Regions from separate parts of the Mus musculus genome. Here region 2 is linked to region 1. Evidence: chromatin loops called from intact Hi-C (ENCODE). Cell type or tissue: left cerebral cortex. All regions are shown on one strand.

Evidence for each region. A loop is a pair of places that touch in the nucleus more often than their neighbours do. Peaks named below come from ENCODE experiments on the same cell type or tissue, not always from the same donor. Only the 100,000 strongest peaks of a DNase experiment are listed, where the experiment ranks them.
Region 2: it touches region 1 in a loop (11-fold over the local background); 2 of 42 quality-filtered maps call a loop at or near these places.

The regions. Positions count from the first base shown.
Region 1 is chr14:71,584,429-71,592,428 of GRCm38, forward strand. No RefSeq gene overlaps it. Among named protein-coding and RNA genes, the nearest start is that of Gm34819, 32 kb to the right of the region's middle. In left cerebral cortex, no CTCF peak of the experiment used is centred here; DNase peaks (open chromatin) are centred at 983, 3,773 and 4,600; H3K27ac peaks cover 1,477 bases.
Region 2 is chr14:71,725,637-71,733,636 of GRCm38, forward strand. Gm34819 (a long non-coding RNA gene) reads left to right here. Exons shown (of 3, transcript XR_383575.3): 2 at 7,357-7,391; 3 at 7,988-8,000. Among named protein-coding and RNA genes, the nearest start is that of Gm34998, 40 kb to the right of the region's middle. In left cerebral cortex, no CTCF peak of the experiment used is centred here; a DNase peak (open chromatin) is centred at 3,093; H3K27ac peaks cover 1,784 bases.

The sequences.
Region 1 (8,000 bases):
CTAGGTCCCACATGATGGAAAAAGAAAGCCAACTCTTAGAAGTGACTTCCAAATATGTGTGTGCTGCACCATAACTCTTATGAATAAATATAATATAATATAATACATAATATAATATAACATAATATAATATAGATAAAGTGACAGGGCTATGGTCTTAAGAATTAGAAAGTTTGTTTGGGACTGTTGCCCTGGGCAGTAGACTATGACAGAGTGCATTTAAATATAATACTTTGTCATAAGCGTAAAAGGCTTGGGGCATCCTTAAACTACCTAATTGCCTTTTCTTTTGTTGTTATTATAAAGAAGTTAGCTGTACTTCTATTGCAATTAATAAGTTTAGAGAATAAATTACAAGTAACTTTGTGTCAACAATGTTTTAAACTCTTACTATTGTGAAGTGTGAACAGTCCCTGAGACATTTTAGAAAACAAAAATCAATATGATTTTTAATGAACATGGATTATGTGCCTTGCTTATGCTAGGTACTGTGAGCAATTTAATAAAAATAAAACTACCAGAAAATCAATAAAAATATATTTAAAGTTTTGTTTAAGAGACATTCAAAAATATACAAAGGAAGGAGTGGGCCTTTACTTGTGTACAACCACTTTAAGTAGAACATCTCATTGTGTTTTCATTGACTCTCAATTAAAAAAACAAAACAGAACAGCACAAAAAAAAGCTCAATGTTTTTCAACAATATGTGAAAACACAATAATAATAATAATAGTAATAATAGTAATAATAATAATTCACCCCCAAATTTTACCACTCAGAAATAATACTCATAACCAAGTATCATTCTAAGTGTCTTTGAAAATCTATGCCTGTGCAGGATACGCTGTGTTCTATTTTAGGAAAATGGAGTTACAAATGTAAAGTGCTGCTTCAAAATTAATTTCATTTTGATTTAACAGAAGAAAAGCAGCCTGACATTAAACTATGGGCATCTCTGAACTTCCAATAGCTGTGTTGTCACAGAAGGGAGGAGGTGGAGGTGCTTTTCCAGAAATATCCTCCTCTGCTTAAAAAATGGAAGATTAAAACACATTAAAGGCAGGAGCTATTATTTGCAAATGGTATTTGTTCTTTCAATTTCTTTTCAAAACTTCATTTGGGTGTTTGGTCATTTACATACACAATGATTAGGAGGTTAAGAAATTTGTAACTTGATTATCTAGGCTACTTTTATGGGAGCAATTTGGTTTCTAGAGACGTTTGCTAAATTCTTGCTTTTCAGAATTATTTACTGTTGGCAAATGCTCAAACAACTGGTCCTCAATTTGTTCCTTTTCCTTGGGGCTTCAACCTCACTGTCTGTATGGGTTTGTCATTTTCTTATCTATCAATTGCTTCAATGGAAGGATTCTCATGAAGTCCTTTTGTATCAGAGGCTGATGAACTTTTAATAAAAGTGACCATACATAAATACTTTAGGTGTAAACACTAGAGGGTAAAAGTTTTCGAGTTTAAACACAAAGCAATTCTGATGTTATAAGAAGCAAACAGCTGGACTAGGGGAATGGCCTAGTGTGTAAAAATGCCTGTCACCTAAAAGGACATGAATTTGAGTCTCTGCTGGAGTTGCCAGCACTAGGGGTAGAGGTGGAGAAGACAGGAGGATCATTTGGGTTTGTTGATAATCCAGCCTCAAAAAACCCAGCAAGTTCTTCTGAAAGACTCTGCTTCTAAAGAGATATATTTCTATATCTCTTAGACTTCTTCTTTCTCAGATATACATGCATACATACATACATACATACACACATATATGTATATAGATATAGATGTAGATGATGAGAAAGAAATAGAGAAAAAGAGGGAGATGAGATAACATGAGAGAGAGAATAAGAAAGAGACCACATGGTGTCCCCTGCTCTTTGTCAAAGCATACACACCCTCACATACATGTGCAAAGACACAACACAAACACACACCACACACACACACACACGGGAGGGGGCACTTGAAGAGACTAAGTTAATAAATTGGTATATCTCTATTTCCATAAAACTTTATTTACAAGAGTGGAAGGATGCTGAAGGTATAGCTGAGCTGGCAGAGTACATGCTCCGCATGTCTGAAGCCCTGGATTTATATGCAATACCACATAAAATAAGTGTGATCACATGACCCCATAATCCCAGCACTGGGGAGGTAGAAACAAAATGATCAAAAGTTCAAGATTATACTCAGATAGTGAGTTTGAGATCAACTTGGGGTACAGGAGGCTATGCCTTTGAATATGAAAGTATGTGAAAGATGATTTATATATCTCTTATTGTTTAGTGTCTTAGTTTGCATTCTATTGCTATGATAACCAACTCCCAGGACATATGCCACCAAAGGAAGTCAGGCAGGAACTCAGAGCAGGAGCCTATTGACAGGAACAGAAGCAGAGACCTTAAAGCTGGTAAGCAAGCTTGCTCTCAGTCTCATGCTCAGCTACTTCTTAAACCGAGGATCAGAGGTGGCACTGCCTACTGTGAGCTGTGTCCACATTAATCAACAATTTAAAAATGCCCTTTAGAGTTTCCTATAGACCAACTTGATGGAGACATTTCCTCAATTGAGAAATTGTGTCATGTGACAAAAACTAACCAGCACAGAGCCAGCTGGCGGTTTGGGGGTAAGGGAAGAGGGAAGATACTTTTGGGAATATCATCATGACTTTGTTATTGTGTAGATAAAAGACAAACAAACAGAAAACAAACATAAAAATAAAACAAAATTTAGTCCAGGGAAAAAGAAGCGATGTTCTTTGAAACATATGAATGATGAGCCTCACTGCTGAGTCAAACACATAAATATTTCCTGGAAAAATGTTTTATTAAGGTTAAATTCACAAAGCCTAAAATCAGCATTTTAAAGTCAACATTCAGTGAAAGTTTGTACACTCACAATTTTGTTCAACCACTACTTGTATGCCAAAATGAAGCTTTGTGGCCATTGACAGCCACTTCCAATTCTCTCTTCACTCCAAACTTTGCCCCTATATGTTTCTCTATCATGGATATATAGATATATTATATAAATGGCATTGCACATTGCATAATCTTTTATGTCTAATGTTTTTCCCTTTACACAATATGTTTGAGGTGTATTCATGAAACACATACCAATATTTTTTCTCTAGTTTAAATATATCAGGATTATACACACACACACACACACACACACATACACACACACACACGTTAAACTGTTATCTGGTTGTGAACAGTTTTGATTGGAAAGGGTGTGCAGATATATTTTCCTCAGTCTTTTTCTATTCTATATAGAATTATTGAACCATATGGTAACTGATAACTACTACTTGAGCTCCTACCAAGCTTTACCCCCATTCTGATCTACTTTTAGCACAACACACAAAGGATCCAACATCTATACACCCTGGCTAAGACTTGTCATCTGAATTTTGATGAACATAGACTTGGACTTCAGTATTCTTTTTTCAAGTAATTAGTCATTGTCATACATTTTTGCCCATTTGATTTCTTGTAATTACCATGCATGCTACATTTCAAGACATACCCTACACGCCATTAAATATTTTATTAATATATTTCTCCCTAAAAGATGAATTCCCATGGAGTGTTGCAAGATCTTGAAAACACAATTTAAAAATACTGCTTATGTAGAATTAGTTGTAATATATATTCAAGTTTAACAGCATGTTTGAAATAGAGCTATATCCCTTTATAGTCCTTGTTCTAGGGGAAATGGGATGGCCCAAGTGCCTGTCTGTGAGGGTGGATGTGGGGGTGTTTACTTCCTTTGGTAGGATGTTGGACATGATGCTTGCTAACATCCTTTCCAACTACATTTTAAAATTAGAATTTGAATATTTATGGAGGCCTTTCTGAGAATGTTCAAAACCCTGAATACTGCAATGCATAACTCTGAACAGTGAAATGTGTTATTCTGTCATATGATAGAAGAATGAAAGCTGGGGTCTATCTCAGTCCAATCTGACTGAGAAGGGTAGCACAAAGTTGCATGTGAAGGAGCATGTTTCTGTGGATGAGAGCGAGGAATTCCAGGTTCAGATGAAGTAAGGCAGAGCTGGAAGCCACATACTTTCAAGTCTTTTGGGGAAGAAAATAACCAATTCTTTACAGTCTTCTTTGCCTTTGGAAAATAGGCTTTTCTTGTGACCCCAATGAGAACATTTTAGAAGGAGCCTTATTCAAGGGTGACCTTACTGCAAAGAAGGGAGGGCTCTCCTGTAAGGGGCCAACCATAGAAAAGCTCCCTTGTGACCTGGGACTGGCATCTGCTTCTACCAATGAGCAGAGCTGCAAATCAAGGAGGACTTTTTTTCAGAATATCCATATGGAATGAGGTTTATTTATGAGTGGGAAGAAACCCATAAAGAAGAGTTATTAAGTCCAGGAGGAGCTGATTTACATCATGGTAAGATGCAGACAATCCTTCAGCCAGAGGAATGACAGCCTCTGACAGGTGTCCATGAATAAATCCCTCTTCCTCTAAAACGTTGTTCTCTTTGCCAGTTTGCTAGCCACTGGCCATATTCTTAAGCTGGCTCAGAATTAGTCACATCTTGCTTCCCTCTTCTTCAGTGGCTGGAGGAGAGCCATGTACCAGCCTGCTTTGAGGAAGCCCTGGGATTTCATCACAGGGTGCAGTTTTTGCCTTGAAACTGAGCTGTTTTGCTTCCAGCTTGTGAAGAGTGGCTAAGAGATCTGAGGAAGTCAGGGTAGGTGTCTGCAGAGATACCTGGCTTATGTCAATAAACATGTAGAATCACAGCATCCCCCTGGGCTTGAAGCCAAGAAATTCTGCTATTTAAGACTATTGGTAGGGAATGTTTAATGATATTTTGTCCTGTAGCAGTCATTGCCTCGGAGAAAATCAACAAACTCAGATCTTTTGCCCAAAGCTTTGCACCCAAGGATTCAGCAGTGTCTGGCTGTCCTCTGTGCACTACAGCCTTATCTGTATTCAGGTGGGACACAGCATCCTCCTGGCATCCACTGCAGTAGTTTGTGTCTGGATGTATAATTGCTCAGAAAGCAAAGACTGGCTTCTATTAAGTGTGTTGGGATGCAGAATGAATAAATAAGACCAGAAGTAATTCATCTTCCTTTCACTTTACCTAATATCTATCTATCTATCTATCTATCTATCTATCTATCTATCTATCTATCTATCTATCTATCTATATATCTATATATCTATCATCTATCTACCTATCTTGTCTATCATCTATCAAACAAGAAATCAATCTTCTATGTATCTATAACCTGTCATCTTTATTCCAATATTTATTGTCTAACTCTGCATTTGTATATTAACATCCATAGAAATACAAAACTCCATGACGAAAATCTCATTATAAAACTTGATCAGATGGAAACTTATGATTAACTACATTCCTTACTTCCTTAAGACAACTTGATATAAAACTGTTATTGCTAAAAGGAAGGGTGAACATCACACATATAGACAGCCCTTGAGAGCTTTCGGCTTTCCATTTTAGCCTACTAAATCCTTGCATCAGCATACTCAAAGTAAGGGATTAACCCATTTCCTTCCCTATCCTTACTGACTTTGTACCTGAAAGGCTATGGTGCCTTTGGGCTAAGAACTGTTTCTAACCACCTTTCATTCTGTAGAGGTATTTCAGAGAGTTAGATATCCAACATCCAATAACACATTATTAGGCACTTCTCCTGAACCAGCATTGTATCCAACTCTGTACAATGTTAGCCATCAACCCAGTCAACATATCACCAGATGATAACCAACAGAGACCCTCTATCATTGCCTGGGAGTGACTGATGTGGTCTAATCCATCAGACCTGACCTATCAGGTGACCTGCTATGAGAAATAGAAGAGGCACTGTACAGCAATTTGAGCAATTTTGGTCGGAATGGAATCAAGTATGTCAAGGTCACAGTTATGACCTTGAAAAGGAGAGTATAAGCCCAGTCCCTTAACTAGGGTACTTCAGCACAAAGGGCTGAGCTTCTAAAATTAACCTAGGTATTTCACTTGGGGAAAGGCAAAGTCATAAATATATACATGGCCAGTCACTTTGCACTTGCTAGGGCCCATTTCCAAGAGGCCCTCTAGCAAGGAAGGGGGCTCATCATTTGGTCAGAAAATCATCAAAACCAAGACGAAATCCTGAGCCTACTAGAGGTCATAATAGTTACAGAAAGAAGTGGTAGCCACTGTCCATTGCAAAGAACACAAAATGAGGGATTCCATCAATGCACAAGGAAACAGAGAAGCAAACTTGGATATTCAGAAGGTGTCCTAGAACCAGCAGGGCCTCACTAGATCTTAGTTATCCTTCCCAAGCTTATGCTTTCAGTGTCTAAACTAAACACAGGAATAAACTGAATGGGCAACAGTGGATGATTCCAAACAGGAGGCAAATGGATGGTGGTTCCTGCCAGATGGGAGACTCATACTCCCCACTGTTATCAGAAGAAAAATAGTAACCAAACTCTACCAGGTCACCCCTCTGAAGGCATCCAAAATGGCTGAAATATTAGTGTCTATGCTTATATACTTCAGCTAGATAGTCTTGTGTAAGACATTGTGTTCAGATGTATTGCTGGTGTACAACTGACTCCCAAAGGAGCATGAAAGCCTCAAAGGACCTGCGCCTGAGGAAGTACCCATGGGAAACATTAAGAATTGAACTTTACAGATATCAAAGCCATAGTTTTGGGGTATGCATACTCATTAGTTTTCATAGATACCTTTGCTCAGGTTGGAAGCCTATCCCACCTAGAAATGGCTTCAGTGGCCACCAAGAAACTCCTCCAAGAGTTGATTCTTAGGATTGAATTGCCCTTGTCCCTGGAATCTGATAATGGTCTGTCTTTGTGGCCAAATTTTCCTCAAATCTGGCCAGGATCCTAAATTTTGATTGGAAACTACATATGCCACAAAACTCAGGACAGGTATGAAGGAAGCTTTAACTAAGACGTTCTTGAGATTTATGAAAATTGAACCAATTCCTATTTTTGCCCTCTTAAGGAATAGATACACCCAAATAGAAAAGGTTTCACTCCATTTGAAATCATGTTTTGGGGGGTCCCCCTCTCTCTATCAAGACAAGTTCATAAGGCAGACATTACTAACCATTTCCCCACTCAAGTCCTAAGAGGCTCTGCAGTAAGCCTTGAGGACTAGTCCTCAGAATGTTCAAGAGGCTGTACATTTGCCCATGTTTGAGCCTACCCACAGCCTTCAGTCTGTTGCCTTTGTGTAGATAAATAGAATCCTAACCCAGTGCCTTGACCTAACATAGAAATGTCCATACCATTTGGTCACCACTACCCATAAAGCAGTGAGTGTCACTGGTGTCACCCCGTAAGTCCACTACACCCAGCTGAAGGAGGCTACTGAGGACAACAATAGATGGCTCATCATCAGGTTCTCTGGCACACTAAAGATATGACTGACATAATAAGCCTATGACTATTGTCCTATTTTGTCTTCTTTGTCTCCAATTGTAAAAGGCCCATAATTCCCATAAGCCAAGACACTGGGTACAGGAATTAAGAAAGACTGAAATCAGGGAGCTTATAGCTATTTTATCCACTGAGACCCAACCCAACTTCCAGGTGAATTCCTATAAAATACTAGATCCAGAGGCAGCTCTTTGGCACTGTGGGTCTACTACTTTAAAAAATGAAGGTGGCATGGGATTGGGGGTGGAGGCTCTAGTCTACCTAGATCTATGTCTGCCCTAAGATCTGGGCAAATAACACTGTTCTTAGTGTTACTGTGAAACTGAGACCTCCCGGGTATACAGTGACTCATTCATAGAAAGGAAACCATCACAATCTACCTGTGGTCTTGGACAATCCAATCCCATATCTATAAAGGTTAGTTTCTGACAGGAAACTGATGGTTATAATTAGGAAATCAATAGAACCTGGGAGTCAGGTTATATGTAAATACTTGAGACCAAGGCAGCAAATTTACTATCCGAAAGAACCCCCCACCTAAG
Region 2 (8,000 bases), 140 kb after region 1:
TAATCACGCTGAACTCACATTTGAAAACTCCATTGTAGAAAACTCAATAGAAAGCAATGCAGTGAAATGTGCTTCTCTATGGCAAGGAAACCGATAACCTGTTATTGTGCACATTATCTGACAATGAGGAGGAAAGAGACAGCCCAGTACTGTGCATACTGCCCAATCCTGGGGGAAGAGACACCATAGGATTGTGTTCCTCATAATAATGGGAAGCAAATCGCCTACTATGCTCACTGTACAACATTGGGGAACAAACAGGCAGCTTATCAGCATGCTCACCTCTCAAGGATAGTGAGAGACTTAAGAGTCAGATACTGTTCTCCATGTACTACAACTAGGAGGAATCATGTTTCTCTGGTAGTTTGTCAGGGATGCCATAAGCCACAGATTGAGTGGATGTTAAAGCACCAAAATTGCAGCTGGGGAGATGGCTAAGAAGTTCAGGATGCTCTTACAGAGGACCTGAATTAGTTCCCAGCACACATAACATGCAGTTTATAACCACTTATGAGTCCAGTTCTAGGGGAACCGATATCTTTTTTGACATATGGCAACTGCATCCTCATGCACACACCTCCACACAGGCATACAGGGACAGATATAATTGAAGGTAAACATTAGTAGATCTGGGCAAGGCAGTGGGGGGCTTCCCTTTCATCCCCAGACTGGGAAGAGAGCTCAAAATGGGTACATTTTTAGTCATAAGAAATTAGATCTCCCATATATGAATTGTAAGGGAGAGAATTTATTGTGCAATTCAGACTGAGACAATATTATTAGAAACTCACTATAAAAGTGGATATAATTTATACATTCCTTAGCATTAGATCTACCTACAAACATTAGAAAACAGAAAACTAAAGCCAATAGCTACTTTTAAAGATACTTTTATTAAGTGCATGTGTGTGTGTGTGTGTGTGTGTGTGTGTGTGTGTGTGTATCTGTAGTAGCTAGAAGGCAGTATTGAATGCCCTAGAGCTGGAGTAAGTAAAGGTAGTGAGCTGCCTGTCGTGGGCTCTAAGATCCAAGCTCAGGTCCCCTGAAAGAATGGCAAATACTTTTAACTGCTGAATGATCTCCCTCGTCCCCCCAGACTATTATCTTATAATGCAGGTAATCTAATGAAAGGTTAGGGCTGAGACAACCCTAGAACACTAGTAGAAGCATTGCCACACAGCTGTGTTCCTTCAGCCATTCTGCCCCACCATCTATTCCACGTGGCTTTCTTTGAAAGTCAATCATGTCTACTACAACCCTAGAAATCTCATATCCATTTTTGCCATGGAGAGGAAATAATCATGAAGTCCAGGGAAATGTGTCCACCGAGTAATCTATTGAATAAATACAGGTGCACACAAACACTTATATGTATACATATAGTCAGCCCTTTGTTATAAATGGGTTGTATGCCAGGGATTATGGACAATGAGGACTGCATATATTAATGTGCCTATTTTACGTCATTATTCCTTAAGCAATATAGTATTATAATCATTTGCACAGCATTTGTCTTGGGTTGTTTCCTATAAGTCATCTATAAGTATATAAGATCTAGAGAATATAGGGGGATGTATATAAGCTATATGTGACTACTATGGCATTTGATATTAAAATATTGATATTTTGGTTCCTGTGAAGGATTCTGGAGCCAAATATCTTCATAAGATGAATAATAGATTCATATAATGGACAACTGTGTAAGCACATGTCAGAAGTTTTTCTTCCTATTTTATTGTCTATAACTAGTTCCTCTGCCTGTGTTCATAGCAGCCTTATTTATAATAGCCAGGAGCTGGAAAGAACCCAGGTGTCCTTCAACAGAGGAATGGATACAGAAAATGTGGTACATTTACACAATAGAGTACTACTCAGCTATTAAAAACAGTGAATTCATGAAATTCTTACCAAATGGATGGAATTAGAAAATGTCGTCCTGAATGAGGTAACCCAATCACAGAAGAACACACATGGTATATACTCACTGATAAGTAGATATTAATCCAAAGTTTGGAATACCCAAGATACATTTCATAGACCACATGAAGCTCAAGAAGAAGGAAGATCGAAGTGTGGATGCTTCAGTCCTTCTTAGAAAGGGGAACAAAATACTCAAGGGAGGAAATACAGAGAAAAAGTATGGAGCAGAGACTGAAGGAAAGGTCATCCAGATACTGCTCCACCTGAGGATCCATCCCATATACAGACACCAAACTCAGACATTATTACAGTTGCCAAGAAGTGCTTGGTGACAGGAGCTTGATATATCTGTCTCCAGAGAAGCTAGTGCCTGATAAATACAGAGGGAAATGTTCACAGCCAAACATTGGAATGAGCACGGGGTCCCAAATGGAAGAGTTAGAGAAAGGACTAAAGGAGATTAAGGGGTTTGCAACCCATAGGAAGAACAGCAATATCAACCAACTAGACCCCCCCCCCCCAGAGCTCCCAGAGACTAAACCACCAACCAGATTACCCATTGAGAGACCTATGGCTCCAGCTGCTATGTAGCAGAGGATAGCCTTGTCAGACATCAATGGGATGAGAGGCCCTTGGTCCTGGGAAGGCTTGATGCACCAGTGTAGGAGAATGCTAGGGCGGGAGGTAGGAGTAGGTGGATGGGTAGGGGAGGGAGGGGGATGGGATAGGGGGGTTGGTGGAACTATTGATTATATCAGGTGTTAAAACATGAAGAAGTAAATGGTAATGAAGAGATTGGAGAGAGAGAGTTGTCTTCTAGACCAGAGATAGAGGTAAGTGATGGGAGCTCTTTGCAAAATACCAAGAGCAAAAAAAGAATGTGGCATTACAAATAGAATATGACATTAGGAGACAGTCACCTCTTCACAGTCTATTCCTGACCAGGATTCACTGGAATCGTGAAGCAGGATTTGCTTTCCTAGGTGAAAGCAATTAGTCATCATCTGATAGGATGGGGCTGCAGATACAAGCACAGTTTATATTCACATAACCTCAGGTTGGATGCTTACTCCCACCACACAGAAGTCATACCCAACACTGCTGAGTATTCTCCGGGTTTGTCTCTGGAATAACTGCTTCTGTCAAGATGGTGCTAGACTGGAGGAGGCAGAGACACCCACTCGCAGCACGGACACTTTCCTACAATGCACCAGGCTGAGACAAGTAAAAAATTATGCCCTGGCAGATTTCTTTCTCAAAATATCCTCAAAATACTCTCTGCCTCATCCAGCGTTCTCTGGAAGGAAATGGGGTGTGCTATGAAGTTTGAGTGGAGAGGTGGAAGAAGATCACAGCACAAAGCTGACTCATCCTAGAAGCTCATTTTCTTTTCTGAGTCAGATTACCTATTCTGCCAGGGCACCTGCTCTCTACCAACCTTGGGCAGTCTATATCCACCACTCAAATGGAACTATAACCTTGTACTTCCAGGTATAAGCACACACCCATCAAAACCATCCACCAATGCCATGCTAAAGGTGAGGTCATGAGGGTCATCACACTGTTCTTGGTGGTTCTAAACTCTCCTAAACAAGAACCTTCTCTGAAGTCTGTTGCTAGGAGGAAAACACTTTTACTCATAAGTGGGCCCCTTGGGTAGTAAAGACTTGATAGCCAACGTTTATGCACGAACACATTTTTATGAGCTCAAAGGGATATCTGGTACTCGAGCAAGCCTTATAGCGAGATCTAAGAAGTCAGAACTCTGGAACCCATCTGTGAAAGCTTCCATGCCAAGGCACATTGGCTTTCTACATTGAGCCTGGTGTTTTCTTCAAACCCCAGGGTACCACCTTTCTCTTAATCACTGGATTTCTGCCACACATCATTTTTTTTCTTGGCATTGTCCAGGAGGAATAAGGATAGAAGGATAAATACTCAGTGAGGTAAGACAAAGAGATTAGATAGATGATGTAAATTCAAGAGTGATTCTGATGTATGTAAGGTTTTGAGTTCAAAGGTTCTGATTAAATCAATCAATGGGTATTACTAAGTTCAAGAGAGTAGAAAAATAAGTCTGTGTTGCCTACATCAATGTTCAATGTCCACACAATGCTTCACTTTGGGAGATAGAAGTGAGTGGGTACTATTTTTTTCACTAGGCACTTTTCCAGGGATGCTATAATTTAACCCAGTTCTGATAAAGTCAGGACCCAGAAAATAAGAACTCAGTCTGTTGAGTCCATTCCTATTTCAGCTGTTGGTTACAAGTCTAAGATTATGGCTCATATTTCACACTGAGAATTTATAAATTTGGGGTTCACAAAACTTGTGATTTATTTTTTAGAATGGCCAAAAGGGCTAAGGCAATTGCATTTATCCATTTGAGGAAATATTACCCTGTGTAGAGATGAGCAGCAGATAATAAAGGCACAAACAGAAGAGACACAACTGTCTACACCCTGAGGTGTTCCACTGTTTAGGAATCACCATGTGTTCTGCTATCTAGAAGTCCTTGGTTCCTGCTATTTGGGGCTCTCGTTAAAGCTTTGTTCTATAAGCATGTGACAAAAAAATACCAACTACTGTGATTAATGCAACTTGCAGCCTGCCTCCCCTGCCTAGAGAGGTTAGGTAGTAAAACTCAAAGTTGTGACCTTCCAATCACATGGTTGATACTGTTGCCAATCAGTTCCCATCCTGTGGATACCAAGGAGCTCACCAAAAGTGCCTTTATTAAAAAAAAGAAAGAAGAAGAAGAAGAAGAAGAAGAAGAAGAAGAAGAAGAAGAAGAAGAAGAAGAAGAAGAAGAAGAAGAGGAGGAGGAGGAGGAGGAGGAGGAGGAGGAGGAGGAGGAGGAGAAGAAGAAGAAGAAGAAGAAGAAGAAGAAGAAGAAGAAGAAGAAGAAGAAGAAGAAGAAGAAGAAGAAGAAGAAGAGAAGAAGAAGAAGAGAAGAAGAAGAAGAAGAAGAAGAAGAAGAAAAGAAGAAGAAGAAGAAGAAGAAGAAGAAGAAGAAGAAGAAGAAGAAGAAGAAGAAGAAGAAGAGGAAGAATTCTATGGTATCTTGAAAATCTGTTAAATACTCTCACTGCTGGGTAAATTTTAAGGGCCGTAGGTGCTCTGTGTCAGGAAGAGGTGACAAAAATCTATCATCTAGACTGAGAAACAAAAATATTTAAAGAGGCCTGATTGCTATTACTTAACAGCCCTAAATGTCTAACACACTGGACAACCTCTCAGTGACAAAGTATCTCCATATCTTTTAAAGGAAATAGAAATACAGACCTTGTTTTATGAAATTTCCAAATATTTAAATTTTGGTGTAAAAATAAAAAAGCTAGAACTACAGAAGGTAATTAGTAGGCTGCAAGTTTCTGACTTCTGATTACTGGTAGAGGTAGTAGTTCTGGCTTTCGGGAACTGGGGAATGGCCAGGAGTGAAGACTGACACTGAGCAATGACTTGCCTTTAAAGTAATAGATTGCATAAAAAATACCTAGATCCTGCAGCATCCATCACTCGATACATTGAAAGGCATAGCTTTCTGTGGGTACCCCTCAAACATCCCACTTCTGTAGGCAATATCGACAGCTGCCTACAGACATCAGCTGCTTGGCATCTGCACGATTTCCCAAGTGTATGGAAGGCTCGGGTGGGAGAAAGTAAAACATTTTGACATCAGGCTGAGCTTCTCAGTTTTCTAATATAGTATGCATGCCATCCCCCCCCTTGGGAATCAATGCTCATGAATTCATTAAGTTCTGGAGACCGTAATATTTGCCAGAATACAAAAAAACAATCGCCTGAACATAAATTGCAACGTAGAAAAACTTTTGTAATTTAATTTTCCAGTGAATATAAAGAGGATATACGTGACTGTAGCTTCAATGCACTAATAATCAGATGCAAATGAGGTAGGAACATATTCATACTCAAGAGGGTGGGAGTAGGCAATTCAATGTCTGGAAAAGAAGAACACGGCTGTCCATTCTGTATCACTGGCAAATGCAATACAGGAAAATGGAACCAAGTGCCTTGGCTATTAATTATTGATTTATTATTGGACTGAGGATTTAATAGCTAGTTAATTTAATAGTAGGAGACTCTGTATGTGTGTGTGTAAGTGTGTGTGTGTGCGTGTGTGTGTGTGTGTGTGTGTGTGTGTGTGTGTGTGTTGAAAAGACAGCCAACCACCTTCCCAGGCAGCTGAGCAATTTAGCCTCAGTGGGCTTAGCTTACTCAGCCTGTATTAACGTGGGTAACTCAGTTGACTCATTTGTATTAAGGAATCATTTGATCCATCAGACAAGTTTTTCTGGGTATTTCAGATGAGTAAATACATGTATTTGTATTTTGGTTCTATGTCGTATAGTCTCTTTCTTCTTTTAGACTACCTTTGGGTTTGTCCCCAAGAGGACACCGCACTAAAGGGTCCTTTGGGAAACAGTGCTAGTCAAGTCTCAGACAACTCCAGAGCCTTTACAAGACACTAAGGGCTTCCCTCCAAGGTTATGTAAAAAGCAACAACTACTAGGGAGAGGAGAACCTCTGATCAGTGGAGTTGCTGGCAAGTTGTTTAGGGAGCCTCATGGGGTATAACTTTCCCAAGTCATTGGCTATGTACTGTTTGTGGTAAGTAAACACTTGTCTACATTTTCCCATGGTACCAGAAAAAGACACACAACTGCACTTTTTGATGCACAAGCAAATCGAGGCAGGGCTGGTGAGGAAGGAGGGAGAGAGAGAGAAGGAGAAAGAGCTCTGAACTCCACAGCTGCTGATTTTAAGCTCACTGACCTGGGCACTATAAGAGAAATCCAGTCTTTACTGGAATATCTGGACTTAAAAAAATTTATTTGATCACTTGCTATCATTAGAAAAATCTAAACTTCCAGCTTTATTGTCAGTAGTTACTCCTGAGACTGATCTTCTCAGCAGGCAGTGAGGGTATGTAGAACCATTTGATTTGTGTGAGGGTGGTCTCCTTCCTACTATGGCATTTGAAGAATATAGTGAATGCTGCAGAATTTTACAGGACATAGGGACTATTGCTATAGAAAAGGTATAGGCTGTTTCTTGCACTTCTAACTGCTTCATCCCTCCACACACTTATTCTAGATGAACCAAGTGCTTTCTGTGCAGAGAAACAGCTCATCTAGGTTAACATAACGTACAAGGACCCTACCCAAAGGATAGACACCTAATAAGCCAATAAGCTGGAGTCTGACCTGGCTTGAGTTATTGCTTCTGCTTTTATTAACTTCTGTGTATCCTTATATAGATTGCTTCTGATCTCTGAAGTCTAAGTTTTTGAGACTTATGGTTGTAGTGAAAATCGAATGAGAAATGTTTGTAAGCTACTTAGTATACGACCAGCTACCTAGTAAGCAATCCATCAACATTGAATGCTGATGCTGGATATATTTTCTTTTTCAGAGGCATCTGTATTTTTGAAGTGGCCTGCATCACAGGTTAGTTAACTGTTTCATGAACTTGTGGATATTGGGCATTATTGATGTTTTGATGTCTTGATGTTTGTAGGACCCATTGGAGCATCTAATTGCTTCTTCCCTGTACCCCAGTCACTTGACCATACAAGAAGTCAAGCCAATTCCAGGGCAATATTTGTCTAGGAAATGGGCCACAATTGGCCACTCTAGTTTATGTTAAGCAATGCAAGAGAGTGTCTATGCACTAACAGAGACCTAGGCTGGGAGGTCCCAGAAAGCATTCAAGGGCTTCATGTCATAGGAGCTTCCTTATCTACCTCCTGGACTTTGCCAGGCATAAGCAGTTCTACTTTTTCAGCTTTGGTTTTTGCCTGACATGTGAAAGATGAGCTATTAACGATACTAAATTAATAACAGTTATAGAGTATATTTGAGAAGATCATAAAAATATCAGTAATGTCATCATGTCAAGCAAAGTTTCTGATGGTTTTTTTTAAATTATGCATGCCTTTTATTTTTTCCCAACATTGATCCAGAGCTTTCAGAGGGACATTAATCTACCTGACCACATCAGAATCCTTAATTATTCACGTCCAGCAATATATCTAATTCTACAGAAATTCCCCATGG